Regions from separate parts of the Homo sapiens genome. Here region 1 is linked to region 2. A link is an interaction called in ENCODE POLR2A ChIA-PET data of the cell type or tissue named here. Cell type or tissue: GM12878. All regions are shown on one strand. Links, peaks and the distances in the headings refer to the core of each region. The heading gives the core; the rest is flanking DNA. Region 1 overlaps ARAP1 (ArfGAP with RhoGAP domain, ankyrin repeat and PH domain 1). Region 2 overlaps ARHGEF17 (Rho guanine nucleotide exchange factor 17).

Region 1 (14,561 bases), core at 1-8,000, 600 kb before region 2:
AGCAATCCTGTCCTCCGAGCTTTGCACACGCTGTTCCCCCTGCACTTCCGAAGTGCCTTTCTTACCCCAGCACCAAAGGCCACAAACTCCCCATCTACCCTCTGGGATCCTCTGCCTGTGCGCCTCCCACCCTGGGTGGCATCCACTCACCTCACCAGCAGGCGGGGGGGTCCGGTGCGGGGCGGCACGGGTGGAACGCTCAGCTCTGCCAAATGCCGCTTAGCAGGCAGCGGGGGCAGCACAGGGTCTGGGGCAGCTGTGGATGGGGTGGTGAAGCAGGTGGGCGGAAGGCAGCTCCTCCGGGGCGGGATGGGTGGGGCAGCGGGGAGCCCCTCATCCTCTGTAGTGGTGGGCAGCGGCTCGGGTGGAGTGGCAGGCACAGGTGGTGAGCGGAAGATGTGGCGCTTCATGGGCACAGGCCGTGGGGTGGGGCGGGGTGCAGGGGCCGGTGAGGTATGGGCACGGAGCAGGCCAGCCAGGATGCGGCGGCGGTGACCAGGGAGTAGCATGCCCATGTCCATCAGGCGGGTGTCGCTGAGGCCTTGGCACTCAGTGGCCCACACCAGGCCATGCTGCTCAAAGAGCCCCGTGTACTGCTCCAGGTGCAATGCCCGCAGCCACTCGGCCACCGATAGCGCAGCATCCCCAGCCTCTGCCATGGTTCCTGCCAGCGGAGGCCTGACTGGCAGGGCTTTGTCCAGAGCTAGAATAGACAGACAGGCACAGGTCAGAGGCAGGGCTGCCGAGGATTGGTCCCCTCACCAGCAGCCTGCATGGCTCTCTCAAGCCATAGGTTCAAGTTCTGTCCTGGAGCTTCCTCCCCTGTGCTCCATGTGCTAAGCAAGGCCAGGTACTGCCAGGTCTCTGAACACACAGGCTCTTCTCTCCGCCTGAACCCCCTCACCCCTTCCCTTGTGCTATCCCAGCATCCAGCTCATGTTTTCTTCTCTAGGAAACCCTCCATGATCTCTGGGGTTGGTACCACCCCACACCCCAACACACAGCCTTGGCCACTGCCGTGAGAATGGCCAGTGGCATGATTGGTGCTGTGTCTTATACCTCCTCCCCACTGCCCTCTGCAAGACCCACGGCAGGGCTAATTCCCTCTGAGGCACCAGTTCCCAGTGAGGGCCAGGCCAAGGGCTTAGCGAGCATTGAAGGATACCACTGCTGGTCCCTCCTGCAAGCCCAGTCTGGGAGCCGAGACTAGCCTCCCCCTACCTCCATGCCCCTGGAGGAAGTGAAATGCTGTGGGACGTGAGTAAACCCAGCATCACATGGCCTCTGGGGGCCTGGCCCTGGAATTGGGTAAACCCTCCCATCACTAAGGCCATTCATCCATTTGTTCTTTCAAAATAGCCTGGCACTAGGCAATGGGGACTCAGGCTCTACCCCTGCACCCTGTAATCAAGAGCTCCTGGCCTGGTGGGAGTCAAGAGGTGATATGAAGAGGTGACCAAAAGAGGTGATTAGCAGATCAAAGGGAAAAGTCATCTGATTATCTCCACAGACACTAAAGAGGCATATGATAAAACCCAATATCCAGCTTACTTACACAAACAAAAATCTTACTAAAACAGAAATAAATTGATACTTTCTTAAATGAGAAAAGAATATCCATTTTACTGTTGTTATTATTATTCCTCACATTGCTCTGAAAGCTCTGGACAACAAAAATAAACAAGAGGTCTTAAAATCAGAAAGGAAGAGATAAACTATCCATTTGTTGCCAATAATATGAGTGTTGAGTTTGAAAGCCCAAGAAGGTCAACTGAGAAACTATAACAACCAGTAAAGACTTTAGTAAGACAGTTGGGTTCAAAATTAATATAACAGACTGGCCGGGCACAACTATAATCCTAGCACTTTAGGAGGCCGAGGCGGGTGGATTGCCTGAGCTCAAGAGTTTCAGACCAGCCTGGGCAATACAGTGAAACCCCATCTTTACTAGAATACAAAAAATTAGCCAGGCATGGTGGCATGCGCCTGTAGTCCCAGCTACTCAGGAGGCTGAGGCAGGAGAATTGCTTGAACCCAGGAGGCAGAGGTTGCCATGAGCCGAGATCATGCCACTGCACCCCAGCCTGGGCAACAGAGTGAGGCTCCGTCTCAAAACAAAAACAAAAACAAAAACAAAAGAAACAAACGAAAATTAATATAACAGAAATCAACATTTATAAGCAACAAACAGGTAGAAACCAGGATGAAAGACCCCATTTACAAAAGCATCACAAAATAGAAAACACCAATAAACTTCCTAAGAGATAAACAACAGCGATAGGAAGAAAAATTGGGAGTGTTACTGAGGGACAAAAAGAAGACCTGGACAAATGGCAGAGCACAGTAAGTTCTGGATAGAAGACAACATAAAGAGATTAATGATGTCTAAGTTACTTTATAAATGTACACAATCCAATTAAATATGTACAGAATTTTTTTTGAAGCTGATTTGAAATTTCATGTGGAAAAATAAGCAGGAAGAGTGAGGAAAATTCTGGAAGCAGGGGTGGAGGGCGGGGAGGGTAAAGAGTAGGAGTCAACCTCACCACATGTTAAAACATATTATAAAGCCACAATGATTAAAACAGTATATGGTAACAGTGCATGAACAGACAGATCAATTAAACAGAACAGAAAGTTCAAAAGTAGACCCAAATACATATACAAATTTAGGATACACTAAAAGTAGCCTCTCAAACTTGTGGGGAAACAAGGGATTCTTAAGTTGTTGGGACAGCTGTGGAGTGCTCTCAAAAAAAACTAATGTGGATCCCTATCTCACACTTTACAACAAGAAACATTACAGCTGTATCAAAGACTTCAGTATTTTAAAAAACCATGGCTGGGCAAGGTGGCTCACACCTATAATCCCAGCACTTAGGGATGCTGAGGCAGGCAGATCCCCTGAGGTCAGGAGTTTGAGACCAGCTTGGCCAACACGGCAAACCCTTGTCTCTACTAAAAATACAAAAAATTAGCCGGGCATGGTGGCAAGCACCTGTAATCTCAGCTACTCAGGAGGCTAAGGCAGAATTGCTTGAACCCAGGAGGTGGAGATTACAGTGAGCCGAGATCACTGCACTCCAGCCTGGGCAACAGAGAGAGACTCCACTTCAGAAAAAAAAATAAAAAATAAAAAATGAAAGGATTTACGAAATCATCCTAGGGCTGGGTATGGTGGCTCACGCCTGTAATCCCAACACTTTGGGAGGCTAAAGCAAGAGGACTGCTTGAGGCCAGGAGTTTAAGACCAGCCTGGGCAACACAGCAAGACTCTGTCTCTACTAAAAAAAAAACCTAAAAATTAGGCAGCTGCACACTTGTAGTCTCAGCTACTTGTGAGGATGAGGTGGGAGAATTGCTTGAGCCTAGGAGTTCAAGGCTGCAGTGAGCTATGATCACACCACTGCACACCACTGCACTCCACCCTGGGCAACAGAGTGAGACTGTCTCTAAAAAAAAAAAAAAAAAATCATTTCAGAGAGGCAAAAGCCTTCTGGAAATGAAACAAGTCCAGAAGGCACACAGAAAAGACTGAAATATTCAACTCTACAAAAATCAAGCACTCTTGCATGGTAAAAAGCACCATAAGCAAAGCCAAGAGCTAAACAACAAACTAGGGGATATCTGCCACTCATATTCCACACAAAGGGCTCATTTTCCTAAAAGTTGAAAAGCATGCAGAAATAAGAAACGGATCAATAATCTAACAGAAAAATGGGCAAAGAGTATGAATGAAAAAATTTACAAAAAGGAAAATATAAATGGCTCTTAAATATCTGAAAAGGAACTTAACCTCCCCCACACTAGGAAATATGAATGTAAAATATTTTGAAATACTGCTTTCTACCTATCAGATTGTCAAAGAGCAATAAAGTTGGAAAATACAGGCATTGGTGATGTGGTAGGGCATCCCTTCCCTGGCTGTGGAATGCCTCTAGGCATGAAAGCCCTAAGAGATGCAGATGTCTGGGCTGGGCGCGGTGGCTCACACCTGTAATCCCAACACTTGAGGTCAGGAATTCGAGACCAGTCTGGTCAACATGGTAAAATCCCGTCTCTACTAAAAATACAAAAAGTTAGCCAGGCACAGTGGCAGACACCTGTAATCCCAGCTACTCAGGAGTCTGAGGTGCAGGAGAATCGCTTGAACCCAGGATGTGGAGGTTGCAGTGAGCCGAGATCACACCATTGCATTCCAGCCTGGGGGACACTTTGTCCTCCCGCCTCCCCCAAAAACAGAGATGCAGATGGCTGACCCAGCCACCCATAGGCACTTAGCCTGCATTTTTACTGGCACCTGCCAGAATTGACATATATAGAAGGTTACTAGCTACAGTGCCTGTGTTTAATAGCAAAAGAATGGAAATAACCAAAATGGCCATCAATGGGAGAATAGTTAACTAAATTATGTTGTAGTTGTGCAATAGAATACTGAGCGGCCATAAGAATGAGGAAACTCCTCACATATTGACATGGGATGATCTATAAGATACACTGTTAAAGGAGTAAAGAAAAGTGCAGAACAGTTTGTGTAACATTCTCTCTCTGTGAAAAAAACAAGGGGGAGCATGGAGTAGTGTGCAGCTACTGGTAAATGAACAAAGTATCTCTGAAAAGACACATGAGGGCAAGGTGACAACAGTTATCAGCTTCCTCCTAGGACGAAAACTAAGGCCTGAAGGGACAGGAGGGAACAGTGGAAGATGCAGAGTTCACAGGGCCTGAAGTTCATGGGACCTGAAGCTTACACAATTTAAGTGCCCTCTGATATGGTTTGGATGTTTGTCCCCTCCAAATTTCATGTTGAAATGTGACCCCCAATGTTGGAGGTGGACCTAGTGGGAGGTGTCTGGGGTCACGGGGACAGATCCCTCATGAATAGCTTGGTGCCCTCCCCATGGTAACAAGTGAGTTATCACTCTATTTGTTCATGTAAGAGCTAGCTGGTTAAAAGAGCCCGGCTTCTCTCTTGCTTCCTCCCTCACCATGTGACATGCCTGCTCCCGCTTTGCCTTCTGCCCTGACTAAAAGCTTCCTGAGGCCTCACCAGAAGCTGAGCAGATGCTGGTGCCATGCTTATACAGCCTGCAGAGCCCTGAGCCAAATACACCTCTTTTCTTTATAAATTACTCAGGGTATTCCTTGATTGCAATACAAAACAGACTAACACATTCTCCTTAAGAGTATCTCACTTTTGCAAAATTCACAAAAACACATGACCACATGCACACACTGTTCAGGACCCTCTTTAGATCCTGGAAGGAGCCCTGCACCTCAAACTCCAGCTTCCCTGGAAATCCACCTCTGAGGAGAGGGAGACTTTTCACTTCAACATATAAAGATGTCAGTTCCTCCAGGGTTAAGCTAAAACTTTAACACCATCCCAACTAAAATTACCAGCTGGAATTTGTTGAGACCAGCAGATTCTAAAGTTCATATAAAATGATATTAGAGATGTGTTAAGTGGAAAAGCAAGATGCAGAACAGTGTTATGTAAACATCTCGGTTAAAGAAAAAGAAAAAAATATACATATGTTATATATATATGCAAATATAAACACAGAAAACTGGACGGATATATATAAAACTGAGTTTGGGGAGGGGAATTGACAGCTGGGAAGACAGGAGACACTATACCCTTCTGTATCTTTTAAATTTTGTATCATTTTCCAAAAAGTAAATAAAAATTAAAAGGGAATGTGATAACCATGAATAGAGCCTGAGAATGAGAAAGGGAACAAAACTTGCCAGGCAGGGAGGGGAATCCAGTGAGGAGATACATAAACACAGACCTGCAATTCAGCCTGCTGGCCCCTGCCTTGTCCCTCTGTCTCGTACCCCCACCCTGTTCCAAGGTTCCAAGGCCTGCTGGGAGGCTCGTAGCAAGCTCTCTGGGCCTCACCCTCTGCCTCTCAAGCTCAGTTCTCAAAATGGAAAATGGGCTATCAGGTGTCAGCCTCCATCAAGCCTTCCCCGACCTCAATGTTAAGGCCTAGCGTGCCACAGCCAGCCCTGTTCCCACCGCTCCACCTCCTGACTCACCAGCTGGGCTGCCAAGGACGCCCGGGTCCTCCCAGAGACAGCAGCTATTCTGAAGGGCTCCTCATCTCGGCCTGAGGCGGGAGCTGCAAGGACAGGGATGGAGGAGAAAGCCCGTGAGGCAAGGCCACTATGAGATGCCAGAGAAGGAGAGGGGAAGAGGGAGAGGGACAGGGAAAAGGAAAGAAGAAATGGGGGCCAGGCACAGTAGCTCACGCCTGTAATCCCAGCACTTTGGGAGGCAGGTGGATTCGAGTCCAGGAGTTCAAAACCAGCCTGGGCAACATAAGAAGACCCCATCTGTACAACAAAAATACAAAAATTATCCAGGTGTGGTAGTGTGTGCCTGTAGTCCCAGGAACTCAGGAGGCTGAGGTGGGAGAATCACTTGAGCCCAGGAGGTGGAGGCTGCAGTGAGCTGTGATTGAGCCACTACACTCCAGCCTGGGAAACAGAGCCAGACCCTGTCTCAAAAAAAAGAAAAGAAAAAAGAAGAGATGGGGAAGAGGTGGAAGAAGAGGAAGAGAAGGAAGAGGGAAGAGGAAAGGATTCGGGGAACCTCATGCTCATGGAAACTGGCAACAGAAGTCAGACCAGAGGAAGGCCTTCCTGGAGGGAGAAGGCAGACAGACAGGCCTGTCCAGATGTGGGGGCTGCACAGGTGGTAAAGAGGAGTCAGGACTTCCCCACTCTCTGGCCCTGCAAGACCAGTGCTGGGATGTGTGTAGGGGCAGACTGTGGAAGGGACAGCCCCAGGAAGGGTGAGGAAGGGACAATGCAGCCCTGCGACTAAAGAGGTCTCCCTGACACAGAGCCTGTCAGGAGAGGTGGGGGACCTTAGAGGACCCAGGGACACAGGACCCTCTCCACTAAGCCTGGGGACCATGAAGTGGCCTGAGGGCACAAGTAGGGTAACTGAGTCAGGGGCATGAGACCCCAGGGCCCTGCCCCTAAATATGTAGGGGAGGTTGAGGAAAACAGACCAAAAGGGGATGCTTCCAGGCAGGAGGAGAAAGAATAGGATATTCCTGACAGGCCACCACCCTTGCTATGCAGACAGCCGGAGCTCTGTGGGGCTAGGGACCAGTGGAGTGGCATGGACAGGTCTCCCTCCCCAGGACCTGGAACAGTCAGGTCTGCCAACACTAGGGTTAACTTCAAAACTGCTGTGCTCTGCATAATGGCTTCAGTAGGTATTCATGAACATTTTACATCTTACAAACACATAAACAGGTATTTATCTTAAGCAAACTCCATGATTATCACTGCCTAGGATAGGGCTAAAACAGGTATACATTTTTTAAATATTTTATTTTAGTTTATTTATTTTGAGACAGAGTCTAACTCCGTTGCCCCAGCTGGAGTGCAGTAGCGCAATCTTGGCTCACTGCAGCCTCCACCTCCCAAGTTCAAGCACGATTCTCTTGTCTCAGCCTCCCGAGTAGCTGGGACTACAGGTGCGTATCACCATGCCCAGCTAATTTTTGTATTTTTAGTAGAGACGTGGTTTTGCCATGTTGGCCAGGCTGGTCTCGAACTCCTGACCTCAAGTGATCCACCCACCTCAGCCCCCCCAGTTGCTAGAAGTACAGGTGTGAGCCACCACACCTTGCCTTATTTTATTTTTGAGACAGGGTCTTGCTCTGTTGCCCAGGCTGGAGTGTAGTAGTGCAATCATAGCTTACTGCAACTTCCAACTCCCAGGCTCAAGCAATCTTCCTGCCTCAGCCTCCTGAGTAGCTGGAACTACAAGTGCATGCCACTGTGCCCAGCTAATTTTGTTATTTTTTGTAAAGACAGGGTCTCGTTATGTTGCCCAGGCTGGTCTCAAACTCTTGGCCTCAAGCAATCCTCCCACTTTGACCTCCCAAAGTGCTTAAGATTATAGGCATAAGCCACTGCACCCAGCCCAAAAGTCAATACTTAAAAAACAACCTTTAAGTAGCTAGCACTTCAGATGAAAGCATTGGCAAAAATGGCAGTGCTACTCAAACGACAATTTGAAACAAGAAAAAGAGACCACATAAACAGTGCTTACTGCATGCCAGGTATCCAAGTACTTTATATTAACTCATTAAAGCCTCACAGCAGCCCCAGGAGATACATATGATTGCTATCCCTGTTTTAAGGTGAAGAAACTGAGATAAAGGGAGGTTAAACAACTTTCCAAAGCCACACACCTAAGAAGGAGGCAGTATGAATATAGTCTAGCCCTGTGCTGTCCAATAGCAGCCAGCAGTAGCCACACGTGGCTGTTGGACATTTGAAATGTGGTCCCTGGAATATGATGTGCTAGATTTTGAACACAGTGGATTTTGAAGACTGAGCACAAAAAAAAAAAAAAAGAATGCAAAATATCTCAATAATTTTCCCTATTGTTTACATGATGAAATATATTATTAACATTAATTTCACTTGGACTGTTTAAATTGCATTGTGGCTTACACTCTATTCATACTGGAGACTGTAGCTCTCAACTTTTTTTTTTAGACAGGGTCTCGCTCTGTCACCCAGGCTGGAGTGCAGTGGCACAATCTCTGCTCACCGCAACCTCTGCCTCTTGGGCCCAAGCAATTATCCCACGTCAGCCTCCCAAGTACCTGGGACTACAGGCTTGCACCACCACGCCCGGCTAATTTTTCCATTTTTTTGTAGAGATGGGGTTTTGCCATGTTGCCCAGGCTGGTCTTGAGCTCCTGGGCTCAAGTGATCTACCTGCCTCTGCCTCCCAAAGTGCTGGGATTACAGGCGTGAGCCACCAGCCTTTGGCCATCCACTTTTAACCACTCTTCACGGCCTCTCAAAACACAAACTGAGGGCCGGGCGCAGTGGCTCATGACTGTAACCCCAGCACTTTGGGAGGCCAAGGCGGGTAGATCACTTGAGGTCAGGAGTTCGAGACCAGCCCGACTGTCTCTACTAAAAATACAAAAAATTAGCTGGGCATGGTGGTGGGTGCCTGTAATCCCAGCTACTCGGGAGGCTGAGGCAGGAGAATTGCTTGAACCTGAAACGCAGAGGTTGCAGTGAGCTGAGATCGTGCCATTGCACTCCAGCCTGGGCGACAGAGTGAGACTCCAGCTCAAAAACAAAAGCAAAAACTGAGCACCTGCTATATACAGGCCAGGCACTGTACTAAGCGTTTAACACAGATTGATAGATGACGGTCCCAGCAACCCCACTGGAATGACCAGGTCTGGGAAACAGGAAACTACTTATCTCCCTGAGAAAAGCCTGGCTCCCTACTGGGCCTCTCTCAAGTTCCTATTCCTGCACTAAGGGCATCTGGCTAACATCAAAGACACGGTGACTCGGCACTGACACCTCTTTGGAACAGCCATGTTCAAGGCACTGGAAGCATGAACCAGACCTCAGACCTGGACTGGCCCTCCAGGAACCTCAGGCTGGAAGGGATCAGATACCATCAACCAGTGAAAACAGCCCAGGGGGCCCTCAACCAGGCTGAGGTAAGGGAAGGCTTCCCGGAGAAAGCAGCAAATTGAAAAAAGAAGTTCAGAGCAGTGCCCTGCTAAGCCACACTGCAGCCTGAGGCAAAGACAGAATCATCAGTACTGTTCCTCTCTTAATTTAAAATGTTAATGTTTTATATTTTGCTCATCATGGATTTTTGGCATTAATTTTTATTTTTTAAATGGCATTAAATATTATATACCTTGAATACTGACCTTTTTAAAATAAATAGTTATTGCTTTTACATTTTAGTTACCTTTTTTTTTTTTTTTTTGAGACAGGGAAGGTCTCGCTTTGTTGCCCAGGCTGGAGTGCAGTGGCATGATCATGGCTCACTGCAGCCTCAACCTCCTGGGCTCAAGTGATCCTCCCACCTCCCCCTCCCCAGTAGCGGGGACCACAGGATCTCATGACCAAACCCAGCTAATTACTGAGCTTTTTGGTACCCCCTCAAATTCTGCAACAGAGGCAAGTGCCTCACTTGCTCTACCCTAATCCAAGCCCTAGTTTGGAGGTTTAAGCCCCTCAGCTGCTATGACACATCACTGAGTCCTCATCCTCAGGAAGGCAGGGACCTGGCAGAAGGGAGTGTCATCCTGTTGCGACAGCACAGCCAAGAGCTGAGGGGTTTCCCTCCTCTCCACCCTAATGGCCCAATCAGACTTCAGCACCCCCACACCCCCATCCTGCCTCTCCTTCTCTCTCATGTCCCTCCAGCGTCTCTCCACTGTGCCAACTACAGTCCCACCCCCACTCAAAGCCTTTCCATGGTTCCCAGTGCCTTCGAGCACTCCTTGGTCTGTCATTCAACTTCATCCAGCTCTGACGTTTACAGACGAAGAAACAAACACCCACAGGGAGGAAGTGACTTGCTCAAGTTGTCAGTGACATACCCCAACCCCCAGCCAGGCTGGGCTGGCCCTGTCCATGACTTCCTCCATGTCACTTCTCACAGTAGGCACTGGCCTGGCAAACAGGGAGCCCCCAAAGTTGTCTGCTGACAATGAGTGAGTAAACCACATCCTCCCATCTTCAGGTGGCTCCAGGCCAGCTCCTCCAAAAAGTCTGCCCTGACTGCCCCCTCAAGCTCCTAGTCCTCTGAGGCTGAGCCCCATATCTCGGCACTGCTTCTGCTCTCTCTTTGGTTGCTTGTTTTGTGGGGGTCCACCTCCACCCAATCCCCCATGTATCCTGGAGTATCCTGAGAGTCCATACCCCTTCTTATCTCCTCTGCTGTCCACAGTGGTGCCCAGGACCTGGCTGGGCTCACAGGTGCACTCAGTCCCAGTCCAGAGGTAAGGGTCGCCTGGAATCTCTAATCCTTGTCAGCCAGTCCTTCTTCACGTCTGGCTTGAGTACTTCTTGCTGGAACCAAAACTTTTGCCCTTCTGTCCTCTACCTACCATTTCAACCCCAAGGTCAGAGTTCAAATCTCATCACCCCTTCTCTGTCCCAGCCCAGCAACTCCATGGTAATATCTCTACCCACTACTGACTAGTGACCTGTTTCACCGGCCCAGCAAGAAGATGACCCAGAGCCTTAGCCAAAGACAGGCACCCTCCAGCTTCCTTCTTTCCCTAAATGCACACCATTTGGCAACCATGTGCCCAGCCCCTGCTAGATTTTCTCCTTCATCTCATTTGTTCTTTTTTTTTTTTTTGAAACAGGGTCACTCTGTCACCCAGGCTGGAGTGCAGTGGTGTGATCTCAGCTCACTGCAACCTCAGCCTCCTGGGCTCAAGTGATCCTCCTACCTCAGCCTCTCCAGAGTAGCTGGGACTACAGGGGCATGCACCATGCCTGGCTAATATTTGTACTTTTTGTAGAGATGGGGTTTTGCCACGTTGCCCAGGCTGGTCTCGAACTCCTGAGTTCATGCGAGCTTCCCCTCTTGGCCTCCCAAAGTGCTGGGAGTACAGGCGTGAGCCACCGCACCCAGTCCCTCATTTGTTCTTATAACAACCCTAAGGCCTGTGATTCTTCTCTATGTCAATGTCATGGAAGCTGTGTGAGGTAGAAACTCACCAGGTCACCTGCTGGAGCTCACGGGGCCTTCAGAGGACGTGACTGCTTCTGTCTGGTGAAGTAAGGGAGGCTTCTAGAAGGAACCCCTGACTTGGGCCTTGAAGGATAAGTAGGAGGTGGCCAGGTGGAGGCCATTCCAGGCAAAGGGGACTGGGTGTGCAAAGCCCAGGGACAGAAAAGGACCTGGTGAATTTGGTGACAGGAGATGTCAGTGGGGTGGGAACAGAAGATGTTTAGAGAGAAAGGCTCAATGGCTGGCCCTCCGTCACCTGCATAGTCTGCTGACCGTGTGGGTGTGGCTCTCTCTTGAGGCCTCCCTGAGCCTGTTTTGCATTCTGATTTGCATGAGTCAGCCCTGGATCAGGGCAGCCTTAAAGGTCCTAACCCTTTCCACACCCAGCTCTGGAGTCCTCTTGGCCAGGCCGCCTCCCCTGATTGCATCCTCAGCTCCCCTCCGCACAGGCCTCTGCCCTGGGTTCAAGGAAAGACCTAGCCCTATGGGGAGCAAGGAGGGGAGGAAGGCAGGCTAGGGGTCCTAACTGAGGCCTCAGCTTGTCCACCACCACCTCCCTTATACAGCCTCATCCCCTACCCTGGGCCCAGCTGTCCCAGCACAGGCAGGCAGGGCAGCGACCCCAGCATCCAGACCTCAGGAAACTCCTCGGAGCTCCCCAACAGGAACCAAGAACATACACAGCCAGCTCTGGCCAGGCCTGGGTCTACAAACCACACCCCACTGGTACCACAAATGCACACCTCACACTACCTCAAGGGCCACACATCTCCCAGGGCCACACACACCTACCACCCCACCCAATGGCCACACCTCAGATCTGCCCTTTCCCACCACACACAGCTCCTACCAGCAATTCAACTGTGTGCAACAACCCCACAGCCCAATACCCCACCCTTGGCCCCCTCCCCGGCCCAGTCACCAGGTGATACCTCTGCATAGGGCCTCTTCGGTCTGCTGCCCTCCTGGGCCTTCTCCAGGCTCCGCTCACTCAGGCAAGAGTGTTAGAGGCACTTCCGCAGATATGAGGAACTAGTGGGGGCTGGGTTCCCAGCCCAGAGGGTGCAGAAGTGGCCCCCACGCCTCTGCAGAAGCCACCTCCCTCCAGCCCTGCCAGGAAAGGCAGCAGGTACAGCCTTCGAGTGGGCAGCTGACCGATCTCTGGGCCAAGCAGCCTATTTTCCATCTCTCGGGGACTGGTGGCCACCACATAACAGTCTCAGGAAGGCACACTGGGGTCTCCTGTCCTACCCCAGGCCGCATCTCTGCCCTATAACTCTCCCTGGCACCAGGAGATTCCTGTCCTGGCCCATGTGTGGTGTGGCCTGTCTTCTGGGGTCTCCGGAGTGCTGGTGGCTGATGGGGAGCAGCCCCTCAGGGCAGTGAGGACTGAGTGGGACCCCAGAGCCGGGGGAATGAAGAGCTGCCTCAGCTTGCTGGTGGGGAGTTGGGGGTCTATCAGCAATGTCCCTCGGCTCCAGGCCTGGGCCCCCTCCCCACCCAGTATGCAAGGCAAGTCTGGTTCCAGTCCTGGCTCCACCATTTCTTGTCTGAAGCCTGGGGCAAGTCACATCACATTCTGAGCCTCAGTTTCCCCTCCACAAAGTAGAGCTGTCACTCCCTGCCTCCTAGAGCCTGGCACCCAGATGACCATGACACGCCACCGCATGTGTACTGGAGGCCAGCGTGCTCTTCTGCTCACTCCTCTGCCGTCAGGCAGTCACTTCCTGTCCCTAGCCCTAAGGTCTTGGCTAGTCCTGACCCTGGGTGCTAGGCTTGTAGCCAGGCTCTGGGCTAGACTCCCTCCACATCCTGAGGTTCTCGGTTACCCCAGACACCAATGACTACCACAGCCTACCTCCAGCCATGTCCCCCTGCAGAGCTCCAGACCAGACCTGACTTCACGGCATTCTGGACCTCCCCTGGAATGCCCTGGCATGGCACACTCCCATCATACAATGAACTCACCAGCTCCCCTTGGGGACTGTGGGGAGCAGGGGGAGAAGAGCTGTCTCCAACCCAGGTGGGGCCTTTAGGCAAATAAGAAAAAGATTCCTCTTCTTCCAGGAGCCCCACACCAAGGGAAGCAGCTGAGCAAGAAGAGGACAGGCTGGGTTTCAGTCCTCCTTCTTCTGGCCCTCACTTCCCTACACCTGCCAGGCACCTTTGAGCAGTGCACAACACGCACACCCACACACAGTGGACCTGGTGGGAGGCAGGACCTTTTAACAACCTTCCTGCAGCAACCCTACCAGCATCACCCTAATAAAATGCTAAACCACAGTTTTATTAATGACTAAGGGACATGAAAGACCAAGGGACAGTAGGCATTGCTGACCCCACTTTCAGGCCTCACGCTAACTCCAACCCCAATCTTGAAAGACTTTCACTTTCTACAACCTTCATGTCTGCACTGTTTCAAGTTTTCACAATTATCACTTTTATAATTAGAAAAAAATGATAAACATGTTTTAAGTCATTACAATTGAGTTTGTTCCAGTTTGCTCCCCAAAACCATCATTATAAGGTAGCTTTATCATTTAAGTATAACATGCATAGATTACTAACAGAACTATTATAAGAGAAACTGCTAATTTCCTAGGCCATCTGGATGGAAAATAAGAGACTGACACTCAAAGCCCCCTCCCTGCCCCCGACTTACCCTCCCAAGGGTCTAAGACAAAGCTAATCAAATAAGGTCTCCCTCCCAGGCACTGGTGGCCAGCAGCACAGAGCGCAGCCCTCAGACTTTCACATGGGAAATGGACTGAGGCTCATTAATAAACTCGAGACGCCAGGGTCCCCGAGGTTTGTCCTCAAGACACCATCAGACCCCACCCTGGCCCTGACTCTCACCTACCACACCTTAAGCCTCACCCAGGGGCCCCTCATGTCCAAGCCCCAACCCAAAAGAGGGTCAGGTAGGGAAGGAGGTGTGGGATGACTCAGGAATGTCTAACATACCTCACTTGCAAATAAATGAAGCTGAAAGTTAAATGGTTTGGTTTTA
Region 2 (15,183 bases), core at 2,893-10,892:
AGATTATTTTGTTTTTCGGCCGGGCGCTGTGTCTCATGCCTGTAATCCCAGCACTTTGAGAGGCCGAGGCGGGCGGATCACAAGGTCAGGAGTTCAAGACTCAGCCTGGCCAATATGGTGAAACCCTGTCTCCACTAAAAAAAAAAAAAAATTAGCAGGGCGTAGTCCTAGCTACTCAGGAGGCTGAGGTAAGAGAATTGCTTGAACCCTGGGAGGCGGAGGTTGCAGTGAGCCGAGATTGCACTACTGCACTCCACACTCCAGCCTGGGTGACAGAGCGAGACTCCGTCTCAAAAAAAAAAAAAAAAAAAAAAGATGATGATGATTTTTTTTTTTTTTTTGAGGCAGGGTCTCACTCTCTCAACCAGGCTAGGGTGCAGTGGGTCAATCATGGCTCACTGCAGCCTTGACTTCCTGGACTCAAGCAATCCCTCCCACCTCAACTTCCCAATGAGCTGGGACCACAGGCATGCGCCATCATGCCTGGCTAATTTTTTTTACTTTTAGTAGAGGCAAAGTCTCACTATGTTGCCCAGGCTGGTCTTGAACTCCTGAGCTCAAGTAATCTTCCCGCCTTGGCCTCCCAAAGTGCTGGGATGATGGACATGAGCCACCGCACCCAGCCTACTGCTGAGATTAAGTGAAAGCATGCCAAGAGGGCTTGGCACACAGTAAGTGCTCAAGAAATGTTACCTCCTCCCCTCATGACTGAGATGCTAAGGTTTTATGATTCTAAGATTCTTGGCTGCTGGGCACCTCTTTCCAGCCGTGAAGCAGAAGACAAAGCTCTAGACAGGAAGGCAGGTTGGGGCCTGGCTACAGTACCCACATAGTCAGTGGCTCCGAGCCTGGTTCTCTGGAGGTGGGGAGGAGGGAGAAACCGGGGCTGGAGGCTGAGCCACATGCCCACTGTCCTTGCTCCACTCACCAGCTCTTCTCCTTTTGTTACCACCAGCCCCACCCTGTGACATGTCCAGGATAGCTCAGCCCACACGGGGAGGAGAGCAGAGGCAAAGCCCTCTCTGCATCAAAGCTGCCCCTCACTGGAAGCGGCCTGTGAAGTGGGGCTCAGTGAGTCTGAGTGTCTGTATGCCTGGTGGGCTTTGGGTTCAGACTGATAAGGGTTAAAATCACAACTGACTCTGACCCCTTGCCGGGTGATATTAACAAGTCATTGGATCCCAACTCTGAGCCTTAGTTTACTGCTCTGTAAAATGGGGGCACTAAGGCGTTATTATGAGGGCCAAAGAGAGAATGCTTGTGGAGCGCTCAGCCCTGGGCGCTGGCTCCAGACAGCTCTCAGAAATGTGGCCACTTAGTGTATGCTTTTGAGATTGTCATTCTCAGAGTCTAGAATCCTGTGGTTTCAAGATGAAGGATTCTGGGTTCTTTTCCAAGAGTCCAGACCTCTTTTTTATTTGTGATTTTGAGATTGTGACTTCTTGGTTCTGACATCCTGTGATCCTGAGACTCTGGGGTCTGGAGAGGTGCAGCAGGTCGGGGGCCAGTGGGAAGGCAGTGGGGGCAGTGTGATGGAGGGGCCAGCCGAGGGAGCAAGCACAAGGTTGGTGTCTGTTTCCTGTTTATTGGTTCCCAGGGGGTGAGCAGGCCCTGCTCCCGCACAGCGCTGTGGAGCAGGAAGCGGGGAGGCAGAGTTCCTGGCTGCCAGCCAGCCCCACAGCCGGGCCTCCAGGGACTGCTGGGACCCCACTCCCCAACCTCCTGGACAAACATTCAGTCCTTTCCCAGGACAGGGCACTGGAGGTTAAGGAGCAGATGTGGAAGGGAAGGGGTGGATAGATGGGGAGGGACGCCTTCCCCCAATAAAGGTCCCGATAGCTCCATCTTTCTTAGCTGCCTGAATCACTGAGGTCTCACTCTGGGTTTCTTGGTATCCCCCGCCTTTCCCTGTCTCCCTGGGATGGGGCCTGGTGATGAGATGTCCAACTTCTGGGCAGGCCAGAAGGGCAGGAGGAGGAAGAAAAGGGCCAGGGCCTTTAATGCCAGAACTGTCTACCTGGAAAGACTCTTAGAAACCAGCCATGTTTTCTAGCCTTCCTCACCCCTGCATCATTCAGATGGGGAAGCTGAGGCCCAGCAAGGGGCCTTGCCCAAGGCCACACAGTAGTGGACTAGAGCCAGAAATCCCCCCCATGCATCTCACCATTGCTCCAGCCTCACACTGTAAGGGGTCACTGAGAGTTCTTGAGAAGTGCAGTGACGTGGTTCACCTGGCATTTTAGGGAACTTGTCTGAGCCAGGGCAGGAAAGGGAAGCCCCTGTATGTGTCTGAGGCCAAGAGGGGCAGGGAGGTCTCAGTTTGACCAGAGCACCTGGGGAGAGGCTCTGTGTGGGCAGGAACCAGGTTGAAAGCCTCAAGTGCCGAGTTAAATGGCCTGAGCAGAGGGGCTCCCCTCTGCCAGCTCCCCTCTCCCTTTCTGGGAGAGGAAGGGCTGGGAGCACTGCCAGCTTTGCACATCACAGTATCCTCTGGTTGTGAGGTGATGATCTGACATGAGGGTGCGGGAACATGAGTAGCCTGAGCTTAGGTAGCAGAGGATGTGGAGCTGGCGAGGGGAGAACTGACTGGGAAGACAATTTGGAGGCAGAATCTGGGAATTCGAATTTAGGTTCAGGGGTTATATCAGAAACAGGGTTGGGGGAGCGGGACTCACTTCTTGTCTCGGCAGAAATTTCCTCTGCATTCTGAAAGAGTGAGGTGGCTGTGAGCCCTGCCTCTGTGCCCAGCAAGCCTCCTGTCTGACCTCAAACCCTCTGCTCCAGTGGAAGTGCCCTGCCTCTCAGGGGGGTCCCTGAAGAGCCCCAGAGCTCCAGGCCACACCTGCAGTCTGGCCCTCCTGGGAGAGGCCTAATGGAGGGAGCATGGAAGGGAATGAAAGAGCAGGCTTGGGCTGCCTTGCTGGCTCTAACCTAAGACAAGTCCCTCTGCCTTGGTTTCCCCATCTGTGAAGTGGGAGTCCTCCAGAGTCCAGCAGAGCTCTAGAATATGCAGGCTTTTGGGAACTGAGGGAGAGGGACTGGTAGGTCCACAGGCAGGCATCCTTGCCAGCAGCCCTCGTGGTGGGTCCTGTAGTCAGAGACAAAGAACCTTGTGATATTTGTACCCTAGATCCTGAGACCAGTGCTATTCTGTGGCCCCGCAGCCCTGGAGGCCTTCCTGAAGAAGAGGAGAGCCGCGCTTTAGGGAGAGGAGTGCCTCACACTGGGGGCCTGAGCGGAAAGCCTGCTTCCCTGTCAGATGCCTGAGCGCCCTCCCAGCTCCTGCCGCTCCTGGGCCCCTCCTCCCCTCTGGCCTGGACCCGCCACTTCCAGGCTTCTCCCCAAGGCCAGCGGGGGCGTTGCCTGGGGCGGGTGAGGAATTTCCGAGGGAATGGCTAAATTCAGCCCCAGCTAAAAATAGTCCCGGGCCTGGCCCCAAGGCTGGTGGAGGAATAGGAGAAGGGTGGGCCCGGCCTGCCCCATCTCATCACCTGGACGTGGTGCCTGGGCAGTGGAGGGTCTCTGCTGGTCCCCTGGGCATCTGTGTCTTTGTTCCAGCCACTCGCACCAGGACTTCCTCTCATGGAGGCTCCCTGCTTTCTTCTCTCCTTCTGTCCTCTGTCCTTCTCCCTGTTCTCCTCCCTGGGTCTTGCTCCTCTTCCTGTCTCTCATCTCCTCTGACCATCTGTGTCACCCTGCCTCCCTTTAGAGAGCCAGACAGAGACCCCTGGCCAGGGACTGGTCTTAGGAAAACGGCCGTGTAGGGCAGAGTCCCCCTCAGCTTCCCAGCCCAGGTGTCAGGAACCGCCTCTGTCCCAGGATACACAGTGATTGCAGCTCCTCTCTGCTTCGGAGGTAACAGACCTCTAAGGCTCTGGGATGTGGAGATGTGGGTGGGAGCCCCCAGTTTGCCCCGTGACCCAATGCTTGATTCTGGTCGGGTGGATCCACCCATGCCAAGCCCTCCTGTTCCTGGCACGAGGTGGAGCCTGGGTACACGTTTATTAAATAAATAATGTGGGGGAGGCAGGAGGAGGACAGCTGAGCCCTGCCCTGGGGGAGCGCCCAGGCTCCTCTCAGCTCCCCTTACCACCCATGCCTATGCCTAGCCCTATGTTGCTGCTGTCCTGGGGACCAGGCAGGTGGAAGCTGGCAGATGGGCAAAGGGTGCCGTCCCGAGTCGGCACTGATTGGGGGTGGGATGGGAAGCAGACACAGGCCCAGAGAAGGTGAGGGTGCTTAGCTCAGGTCACAGAGCCCAGAAAGAGAGAGGTGGTATTCAAACCAGGATAGTCTCACTGGGTTGGAGTTCAGACCCAGATGGTCTGGCTCCAGAACCCGTGCTTAGGCCCCTGGCTTTCAGGACTGCCTGAGTTGGGGGCAGTGCCATCATCAAGGTGGGCACAGAAAGAAAGGGTGGATTTTGCTTTGGACATAGTGATCCTACTGGATTCACAGTCCATGGTCTGAGTCCCAGGAACCAGCACATAGTAGTTGCTCAGTAAATATTAGTTGAATGGCTCAGTTGCACTTGAGAGGCCCTTGGGGAGTGGGAGGAGGTGACAGGCACAGAAGGAATGAGTGTTTCCTCCCTTTATGGGCCCAGGGACCCTTCTCTTGGTGCTGGAAAGCAGCTGAGGTGGGTGCTGGGCTTTCTGCTGGCGGAGAGAACTCAGCCCAGGAGTTTGGGAAGGTGGAGAGATGGGCCACGGGCAGGTGAAGGGGAGACAGGCAGGCCAGGCAGTGCAGTGCAGTCCCGTTTGCAGTATCTGGAAAGCAGATCTCTTGGGCCATGGCCGGCGTGACTCAAATGGAGACAAAAAAACCTTCCATATTTGGACAAAGAGCCCAGAGAGGCCCAGACCCGCAGCCAGCCCAAACCTCCCCCACCCCCAGCCTCCTGCCCTGTCTCCCTCTGGGCCCCTAGCCCTGAGTCCTGTCCCATGAGTTGAACTCTTGGGCCTCAGTCATCAGGTCGCTTCCTGTGTGGCCAGGCCTGGGCTGTGGGTGCTGGGGAAGAAATTTCGTTCCAGGGCTGGGCCCTGTGCTTGGGCTGGAGATGTAGAGAGGAGCCCTGCTGGAGCCTGCGGGCTGGAGGGGAGCACACTGAAACCAACAGTTCCCACACTGTGGGGTAAGCTGACAGCAAACCCCCACCCATCTCAACACAGGCAAAGCTTGAGGAGCATCGCATATAGGCATTGTACACACACACTCTCTCTCTCTCTCTCACTTTCTCACTTTTCAATCCCCAGCAGATTTCCATACCCACAAAGACATCTGTACAGATATCAGGAGTGAGGACCGAGCCTGAGACCTTCCCTGGAGCAAGCTTTGATGACAGCAAAGTTGGAGTAGATTGGGGCAGCCAGATGTCAACAAGTAACATAAACAGGCATTATCCATCTGGAGAGATGTGAACAGAGCAATTTGCTCCTGTACCACCCTCTGAGTGTCCAGCAAGGGGCGGGGCTGGGCAGTGGATGCCAGAGCCTGGTGAGTGGGGAGAGGGCCTAGGCCGCTTCCTGCCTGGGAGCAGACCTTGCTCCCATGGGACAGCCCAGCCATTTGACTGAGAACCGGGGTGTTCACTGTCATTGGTGGATTGACTGAGCCCTGACTGCACAGATGCTTCTACCTTTTCTAACTAGTCTTGGATAATTAACGCTGAAATAAGCTCTGAGTGGCGGGTTGGGGGAACCCAGGGGAACCTTTAAAATTCAATTGCACTGTGGCCCACTGGTGCCTGTATGTGCAGGGTTAGCATGGGGGCCGCAGGGTGAAGGAGAAGGGGTTCCTGACCCAAGAAGCCCCATCTGAGAACTGGGGGTCGAAGGAGGCCAAGAAGGGTGAGGGCAGGGAAGGCTAACTTAGGGCAGTGGCTGGAATCTTGAAGGACTAGCCAGACCTTGACAGGCAGAAATGAGCCAAGGCCCTTCAGGGAGAGAGAACTGCAAAGGTAGAGGCCTGTGATGGAGAAGCCCTGGTGTGTCTGGGGTACCATGAAAGCTCCCTGGTTCTGGAGAGGTCAGGTGGGCCCCGGGAGTTCCTAAAGGCCAGGCCTAAAAGCCTGGACTTGATCCCAGAGTGGTAATTTCCAAGCTCACGGCTGTAATCCCAGCACTTTGGGAGGCCGAGGTTGGGAGGCCGAGGAGGGCGGATCACCTGAGGTCAGGAGTTCAAGACCAGCCTGGTCAACATGGTAAAACCACATCTCTACTAGAAATACAAAAATTAGCTGGGCCTGGTGGCATACGCCTGTAATTCCAGCTACTCGGGAGGCTGAGGCAGGAGAATCGCTTGAACCCAGGAGGTAGAGGTTGCAGTGCACCGAGATTGCACATTGCACTCCAACCTGGGCAACCAAGAGTGAAACTCCGTCTCAAAAAATTAAAAAATAAATAAATGAATAAAAATAAAAATAGTGGAACCTTTTCTTCTAGAGGAATCTTGACACAGAAGTATAAAGCAGGCTGATCTCATTGATTTAAGTGAAAGTAGGGTCATGTCTGCCCCCTGGACCACATCTCACGCCATGTATTTCCATGGAGCTTTCAGGACTCAGTCAGGAAATCTCTGTTGTGGAAAGAGGGAAGCCCTCCCTGATGGGAGGCGTTAGAGTGAGACAAGCCTCTCCCTTCAGTGTCTCTGCAGGCTCAGAAGGGCAACCAGCCAGGCTCCCTGGGCAGGGGTAAACTCTGTTGGGGGCCAGGTCTCCAGACGCAGCCAGGATGATGGAGCATACCACCCATCCTTGGTGCTCCTATGAGCAGGCAGCACCTCCCACCCGGGGCCTGGAGCTGGCTGGGCCCCACTTGATCAGAAGGACAAACTGTTGGAGTGGTGGGAAAATCCTGCCTGCCCCCTGCTGACACCTGGAAGGACACAGGCCCTTTGAGGGAGGTAGGAGCTGGCAACCAGCTACGCTCCCAGAATGTGCACCCTGTCTCAGCCCAGCTCAGTCACACTGACAGTGGACAGGCAGGAGCACATTCTCTAGAGGTCCAGGAATCGTCCTGACTCCTGTAGGATGAGTGAATTAGGTTAGAATCAGGAAGGAATTCCCCAGAGTTTGTAGTGTGTAAAAGGAAGAGTATGAACAAGTGTTGGCAGGAGAAAGACTGAGCTCTGAGGCTGGCAGGTCTGAGGCCCTTCAGGACCTAGGCCTTGCCCCGCTTAGTAGACCAGCCTGCCTGGTCCACCATACAGCCTAAGCTCCCACTTCTTTGGCCACGAAAAATGTAGAATGAGTAGGAAGTTGCCAAACATAGACATAGGAAGCCACACCTGGCAGAGAGACCAGCATGTGCAAAGGGCCCAGGGTGTAACAATGCGATGGGTTGGAGGAACTACTGTGGCCAGAACATGATGCAGCCAGACCGTGGTAAAGGTGGGGAAATTTGATGCTGGTGAGTCAGCAAGGGCCAGGTCATTGAGACTCTCGGGGGACAAGTACTTGATCTTACATTCAGCTGGGTTAGTGTAATGGTTAGAACAGACTGAAGCCAGATGGCTTTCTTCAAATCCTGCTCTTCCTCTTAGTTTTGTGGATAGTCCTGGGTAATTATTCATTGGAAAAGCTGAGTACTCACGTGTTAGTACTTAGTCCCTCTGTGGCTCAGTTTATGTACCTGTAAAATGGGGATGATGATGATGGCACCTATTATAGGGTTATGGTGAGAATTTGATGTGATTATGTCTGTGGTGGCTGGGCTGGACCACAGACCACTGGGGATCAGTGGGAAGCCGTAAAACAAGTTGGAAGGGAGGGAGGGAAGTGACCTAGCTGGCTGAGGAAGAGCCCCAGGGATGGAGAGAAGAGGATGGGGTCACTGAGAGTAGCCCAGGTAATCCTCTTTGGTAGGGGGATGAGCTGAGCTCCCTGAGGGAGGCTTGGAGTTCCCCACGGGCAGCTGTCCAAAGGAAAAGAGTGGGGCTATGCAGGAGGGATGGGACTCTGCAGGCTGGGGGCTCTGCCGGAGTTTTGCTAGCAGAAATCCCCACCTTGCTTTAAAGTTGCCCATCACTGACTCTGGAGCAGCTGGTCTGTGTTCCTTGCCATACAGATGGGGGCCCAGAGAGGGGCAGGGTTGCCAGAGTCACCCAGTGACTTCTGACCCCAGGACCTTCCTCCAGGCTGGGGACTCACTTTGAAGCTCAAAGCCCAGCCCTGAGGTCGCTCTACCCAAGGCAGGGGTTGAGCGTTTGGCTTGAAGGAGGAATTGGACAGTTCTACCCCAGTCTGAATGTGATTTGGGCAGGGAGGGCTTCCTGGAGGAACACCACATGTGAGACTGGAACTGTCCCAGAGGAGACCAATGTGGAAACAGAAGAGGGAAAGCAAAGACAAAGGCTCCAAACTTGGGGCTCCAAGGCAGTGCCCCCTGTTCTCTGGTGCAGTCTTCATTCAGTGGGAACCTCGTCCTCTGTATGTAGGCTGGGAACACAGGTGGTGCCCCAGCTATGAGGAGGCACAGACTGAGACAGGAACATCAGGCCTGTGTCACCAGGGCAGGGTCCGGGCTGGGGCAGAGATACTCCGAGGCCAGGGGAGCCCAGAAGGTCTAGGAGAGAGAGTCATGGAGGGAGCCTAGAGAGGCAGGATGGAGAAGGAAGAAGAGGGGTGCAAAGGCTGTTCAGAGATGAGACGTGAGGCTGGAGTGGGCAGCAGGGGCCTGATTGCAAGGTGAATTTTTTAAATTAAATTTATATATTTAATATTTTGAATAGATGATATATTCACATGGTTAGGAAAAATCCAAAAGGATAAAAAGTCTCCTTCCCACCTGGCTGCCTATTTCCTACCCTGCCTGACCCCAGGCCACCCAGCTAGTAGTGTCTTTGTGAATCCTTTTATCTGCAAACACCAGCAAATTCATCATCTGTTCCCTTCCTGCACACAGATGGTAGCACACCGCTTTGCCCCTTGCTCGTTACACTTAATGTCATTTGCAGGTCTTGCCTTATCAGTATTTTGAGAGCTTTCATATATATATATATATATATATATATATATATATATATATATATATATATATTTTTTTTTTTTTTTTGTATTTTGGGTTTTTGTTTTTTTTTTTTGAGACGGAGTCTCATTCTGTCACCCACGCTGGAGTGCAGTGGTGCGATCTCAGCTCACTGCAACCTCTGCCTCCCAGGTTCAAGCAATTCTTGTGCCTCAGCCTCCCGAGTAGCTTGGATTACAGGTATGCACCACCACGCCCAGCTAATTTTTGTATTTTTAGTAGAGATGGGAGTTCACCATGTTGGCCTCGCTGGCCTTGAACTCCTGACTTCAGGCGATCCGCCTGCCTCAGCCTCCCAAAGTGCTGGGATTACAGGCGTGAGCCACCGCATCTGGCCTCATATTCTTTTTTGTACTGCATGGTGTCCCATTTTGCAGAATACCAAACTATGCAACCACATATTAACAGGTATTTAGGTTTTTTCAGTCTTTTGCTGTTACAAACTGCTGCAGTGAACAAGCTTGTTTGTAGGTCATTTCTTAGGAGTGCTAGGATACAGGGTAAATGTGATTCTCATTTTGCTGCTGTCCATGGGGGTCTGCCATCAGCAGTAGGTTAGAGGCCCATTTCCCCACAATCTCACCAACTCAGACCTTTGGGTATCTTCCCAATCTGATAGGTCTCAGTGTATTTTAATTTGTATTTATCTTATAATGAGTAAGGTTGAGCATCTTTTTCTATCTCCAAGAGACATATGGATTCCCGTTTCTGTGAATGCTTCATATCCTTTGTCTATTTTTCTGTTGGGTTGTTGGCCTTTTGTTTTTATCAGTTTCTAGGAACCTTTTAAATATTAGGGAAGTTAGTTCTTTGTCTGGCATATGAGTTGCAAATATTTTTTTCCTGATTTGTCACTTGACTTTTGACTTTGTTTATATTTTTACTATGCAGAAGGTTTTGTTGTTATGTGTTCTACTTTATCAAGCTTTTATTTTATTGCTTCTGGATTTGGAGTCATAGTTAGAAAGGCCTTTCCCACTCCAAGATTATAAAGTAATTCTCTCATATTTTTTCTCTGCTATTTTCAGTTTTCTTGTTTTATTTTACATTTAATTCCTTGATCGGTTTGGAATTTATCCTGGTGTGTAGTATGAGTTATGACTGCAACTCTTTTTTTTCTGGATGGTTGGTTTTAAGGTGAGGAATGACTTGGTCAGAATCTTTCTAGGGTGGGTGTGAAGGTCAGCTGAGGGGATCGAGGCTGTGGCTGTGGAGGGGCAGGGGCAGAGGGATGAACAGAAGGGCCTGGAGTGGCACCAGATAACTTGCTGGGCCCTGGAAGGTGGCATAACATTCCCAAATTCCTTGTCTGTACTGTGTGACTTTGGGCAAGCCCCATCCCCTCTCTGGGCCTAGATTATCATAGCTGGAAGAGGCCCTGGACATCGCCCTGGCTGTCCTGGAGGTGGAGGCAGAGAGTAAGACTGTGGAGCTAGCGCCCACTCAGGCTTGGCCCAAGAAGATGGAGGGCTGGCAGCAGAATTCACTGTGTTCCTGGAGTGGGCAGGCAGGAAGGAGGAGAGGGGCAGGCACCCATTTAAAAATGCCCACTGCAGCCTGGCACAGCAGGTGGGGGTGGGGGCAGGCCCTCTGCCAGCCCTCTGGATCCAGGAAGGCCAGGGGTTTCTAGGGGTGGGCACATTACCTGCTGTCTCAGCACTGTGGGCCCAGCTATTACCATTCTTGGGGATCCTCTTCTCCCTACCGTGAGGCAGGCACCCTTGTCCTCTCCTTTAGAAAAATAGAGAAGCCAGAGTGGACAGACCACATCCCCCAGAACCTAGTCCTGCCACTACCCTGGACTTGCTGTGTGACCTTGGATTGAGTCCCTGTTCCCTGGGGTCCCTATCCATCAAAGGGAGCACTGGCCTTGTCCTGGCTGTGTCCCATACCCCTAGCCCTTACCCATGTCTCGATTTGGATTAGAGGTAGAGAGATCTTAAGGCCCATGCCTCTCTCTCCCTCTTTTACAGATGGGGAAACTGAGGCCATGGAGGGGACCCTGGACCCCTGCCCTGCATTGCTCTTCTTGGCTTTCCTGGGCCCCTGGACCTTCCTCCCTGGCCCCAGCGTAGCCTATACCACCTCCCCTCCCCCACTCCTGGGCCCCAGTGGTCAAATTCCAGGGCTGTCATTGCCATGGCAACAGCCAGTTCACAGGGCCCCTCCTCTGGGGTTCTCCACCAGTCCTGTTGTCCAGGGAGGAGGCAGAAAGGGCCTCCCACCCCTGGGGGCCTGGAGGGTTGGGCGAGGGGGAGTGGGGGGGTGCGGGGGGAGGAGGTCAGACTCAGCTGGCTTCTCATTTGTTTTCCAAAGGAGAAAATGGAAAAGGCACAAAGTGCTGCCAACAAATGCTACTCTGTTGTCCTGGAGAGAGAGAGGGATAGAGGTGGTCACCTGGGCTGGGGACAAGAGAGCCACCTGGAAAACCTCTCCCAGCTCTCACCTGGAGAATCACCCCACAGAAGCATCAGAGCCCAAAGGATTTTTGAATGGGAGGTGGAGGAAATTTCTTCCTGAGGTGACTGCTGTCCATTTCTAAGGCCACCCAGAGACTGAGGGGTCCAGCCCAGCATGGCTTTTTCTCAAGCAGACATGCCCATAGTGAAAGGAGCTACCATGGCCCCATGGGAGGGGGAGCTTGTCAGCCCTGCGGATATGCCAGCGAGGGCTGCCAGGGAGGCCTGCCATGGAAGGAGGGTGCTTAAGCCAACCACTGACCCCTGAGGGGACCTGCCCTCTGAGATTCTGGTTATTCATAACAGCCAATATTTGTTGAACTCATGCTTTGTTCTGGGCACTGTGGGAAGTAAGCCCTCTATATTCTCTACTTTATAGATGGGGAAACTGAGGCACAGATGTGGTCTTCTGGAGGTCGGGAAGCCATCAGTGGAGAGTGGTCTCTGGCTCTACCCCTCTACCCACCTTTGTCCAGGGCCCCTGCCCACTGTTAATGTTCTGGTATATTTCCCTCCAGGCTTTTTCTCCGTGTGTGTGTGTGTGTGTGTGTGTGTGTGTGTGTGTGTGTGTGTGTGTGTGTGTGTGTATTTTAAATAACATTGAGATGGTGCAGAATGTATGCTTCTTGCTTCTTTCATTTGATGTTATACCCAAATACTTCTCCATAGCATTTCAAAGATTTCAGTAAGTGCATGAATCTCTGGGCTTTCCTGTGGTTGGACCTTGAGGTTGTCGCCAGTTTTCCCTGCTGTGGAAAAGGCTGAGTGGGCGAGTGGGCGTCCTCATGCTGGGAGCCTGGGCTGCTCCCGGGGTCACTCCCTTAGGCTAGAACATGCTCCTCTCTCCGGGTTCCTAGATAATCCCACACCTCTTCCTTCTGGGGTTCCTGGGGGGCGGGAATCCTGTCTGCTTGAGAGACCTTGAGCAAGGTACTTAACTTTTGAGCAAGGTCCTTAACTATGCCTCATCATCTTCCTCTGTAAAACAGGGTAATAATAGGGCCTACCCAGGAGGCTTATTGTGAGGTTAAAATAATACCTGCAGAGCGCTTAGTAAGCAGCGCAGAGGAATCCCTCAGGAGATCTTCTCCTCCTGGTTTATGCTTTTGCTCTCTTCCTGTCCTCAGGCCCAACGAGGTTGTGTAATTTGCTCACAGTCCCACAGCAGGTCAGTGCCGGCACTGAGATTTGGGCCCTGGCCCCACCAACCTCTTTGTCTTGAGAACCTAAGCACACATGACTTCTCACTGAGCCTTGCTTTACCCACGGAAGAGCTCATGAAATTAGGCCCTGGAAGTGTTTTGTAAACTCTAAGGTACTGGGTGGTTCCACTTATTGCCAATAATAATGACAAGACTAGAAAGACCCTGAGTTTTAAAGGCCGAAACTCTAGAAGTTCAGAGGAGGGGAGTGGGCAGGTCTGTGCTACCAGAAAGACTTTCTGGCGGTGGTGGCCTTGTCCTGGGCCTCAGGAGAGTATACCCTGGGTTTGGCTCAGGCTGACCTTCAGCTGTGAATCTTATCCACTGCGCACACTTGTGCACATGCACGCGCGCGCGCACTCACACGTAACTATCGCTGTCCAGGCATTAGGGCTGGTCACCATTGGTGGATAAATTCAGTAAGGCCTAAAAGCCCAAGCTGCTGTTGGTCAGCCAGAGGCAGAGACCACTTCTTCCAGAGGCTAGGGTGGAGGGATAATTGAACGGGCATGGTCACTGCCCCTGGACATCCTGACCACCCTATGCTTGCCTGGTGTGATGGGAGGGGGCTTCCCTCGGCTCTGGGTTATGCCAGAGTCCCCAGGGGCAGGGCTGGAGTGACCGACTGATGGGTAGAACTTACTCTCCCCTCAGAGTGTCACCCGGGTCCTGGAACAGGGTGGGAGTAGGGGAGGTAGGGGCCACAGTGCAACCCAGCTGGTTGGGCCTCTCTGGACAAGCTACAGTGGGAGAGCTCCAGAGGCCTGGTCTGGTCTGGTTCTAGCTCAGCTGACTGTCTGCCACCCTGGGGGTCATGAGACATTTCCTCTTTGAGCCTCTGTGCCCATATATCAAATGCGTAGAAATGGTCCCTTCTCTGCCTCCCTCCTTCAAGAGAGGATTGAACATGGACATTCTAAACTAATCAGTGCACATTAATTACACTGATACTTGCTTTCATTCATCCTCAAATTCACAAATGTGAACTGAGCACTTAACTGTGGGTCAGTCTCTGTTGTAGGCATGGAAGCTGCTGGAACAAGGCAGAAGTGCACCCTCCCTTTTGGAGCTCACAGACTTTGTTATATGTCCCTTAGTACCTGGGCAGCTTGCCTGAGTGCAAGCCTGACATATAGTAGGTCTTTCAATATGCCAAAAAGGAGGCTGCTGATTGGGGAATTAGCACCAGGCAGTTTGGTCAGTGCCCTGGTCTATAGCAGGGATAGGTCAGGGAGGGTGGAGGACTTAAAAGAAACTTCCAGGAAGAGGCAGAGCATAAAAGTTAGATGGCGTTTAAACAGGGCCAAGAGCAAGGAGGGCAGCCCAGGCAGAGGAGCAGTCTACACAAAGATGGAGAGGTGGGGAGGAGACTGGGGTTGGACAGTGGTGAAGAGACCAGCCTGGCTAGAGGAGAGGCTGGGAGGTCACACACGTAGGCTGCTGGGGGCTGATTGCACTTCAGGCTTCCCTAGGTCTCTGGTGGCATGAATAGAATTTCTGGCACTATGGTAAGTGGGGAAGACAGCCTCTTTTGGCTGTGGGGCTTCAAGAGCCCCCAGGATTTATCTTCAGCCGAGGCAGGCTCTGGCCCCCTCCTTCCTGCCTCAGCTCCTTGGGGCTCTGGCTGAGGCTGACCTGGCCTTTCCCAGGGTGCCTGGCCCACAGCCCAGTGAGTCATCTTCTGCACCAGAGGCAGGACACCCCATCCCACCGACAACACATGACTGCAGCCCTTCCCCCTGCTCCTGGGTCTGAGGGAGGGAGAGAACAAGAGGGGCTGGAAACAGACCCTGGATAACTTCCGTTCCCACGATCCCAGCCCCCCTGCAGGCTGGGGAACTGGGTGGAGGATAGGGAAGGGATCCCTGCTTTCCAGTGCTCTGTGCAGGTCAGGAATCAGAGGCTGAACGGTGGTGGTCCTGGGCCACAGGGCCTGATTCCCTGAGCACTGGTCTGGTGCTGAGCCAGTGTTAGACATTTTGAATGAAATAACTTTTAGAGCTGGGAGAGGAGGGCCCCTGGAGGTCATCTCATTCATAGGTTTTAAGCCAGGGCTGGGACCACAGGCCAGGCCAGTATGTAGGCAGAAGTGTGCATAGGGGAAGGTGGGTGCATTTCCTGGGAGCCCTAAAGCAGGAGTTGCCAGATTTAGCAAGTCCTACCTACCCTAAGGCCTCATGGGATTACCAGTGGGGTCCTTCTCGACTGCCAAGGGCAGGGCAACCTCCCCTGCTCAGACTCAGATGTGGGACCCAGAAGATCTGGGTTCTGGTTTCTCTGCCTGTAAAATGGGGGTGACAGTCCCAGCCTCTTGGGCTGAGAGGATGATTGCATTCAAAGCTTCTGAGCTCCTAAGATGTTTTTCACATCTGTTGGGGGTCTGTCTATCCATCTACTTCTCAAGCCCCACCTCCTGCTTCCCGCTATTATCCATAATGAGAAACTTTTCCTTCCCAGCCTGGAAGGTCCAGCTGTATCTTCTTGAAATTGGGAGGG

Evidence for each region. Peaks named below come from ENCODE experiments on the same cell type or tissue, not always from the same donor. Only the 100,000 strongest peaks of a DNase experiment are listed, where the experiment ranks them.
Region 1: POLR2A ChIA-PET joins it to region 2 with 5 read pairs; 3 of 35 experiments call an interaction of 5 or more read pairs at or near these places.

Annotation. Positions count from the first base shown.
Region 1 is chr11:72,726,470-72,741,030 of GRCh38, forward strand. It overlaps ARAP1 (ArfGAP with RhoGAP domain, ankyrin repeat and PH domain 1), which reads right to left. Exons shown (of 35, transcript NM_001040118.3): 2 at 6,046-6,128; 3 at 151-703. The coding sequence starts at 659. Among named protein-coding and RNA genes, the nearest start is that of ARAP1, 19 kb to the right of the region's middle. RefSeq lists enhancers at 3,280-3,349, 10,221-10,400, 10,571-10,670. In GM12878, for the core only: no CTCF peak of the experiment used is centred there; no DNase peak of the experiment used is centred there.
Region 2 is chr11:73,320,337-73,335,519 of GRCh38, forward strand. The region is part of intron 1 of ARHGEF17 (Rho guanine nucleotide exchange factor 17); the gene reads left to right. It overlaps LOC124902710 (a long non-coding RNA gene), which reads left to right and starts at 11,281. Exons shown (of 2, transcript XR_007062774.1): 1 at 11,281-11,547; 2 at 11,865-15,183. RefSeq lists enhancers at 418-1,071, 1,072-1,724, 1,725-2,377, 4,991-5,642, 12,932-13,645 and a silencer at 10,368-10,662. In GM12878, for the core only: a CTCF peak has its summit at 10,433 (motif pointing right); DNase peaks (open chromatin) are centred at 4,855 and 7,351; H3K4me3 peaks cover 478 bases; H3K27ac peaks cover 5,475 bases.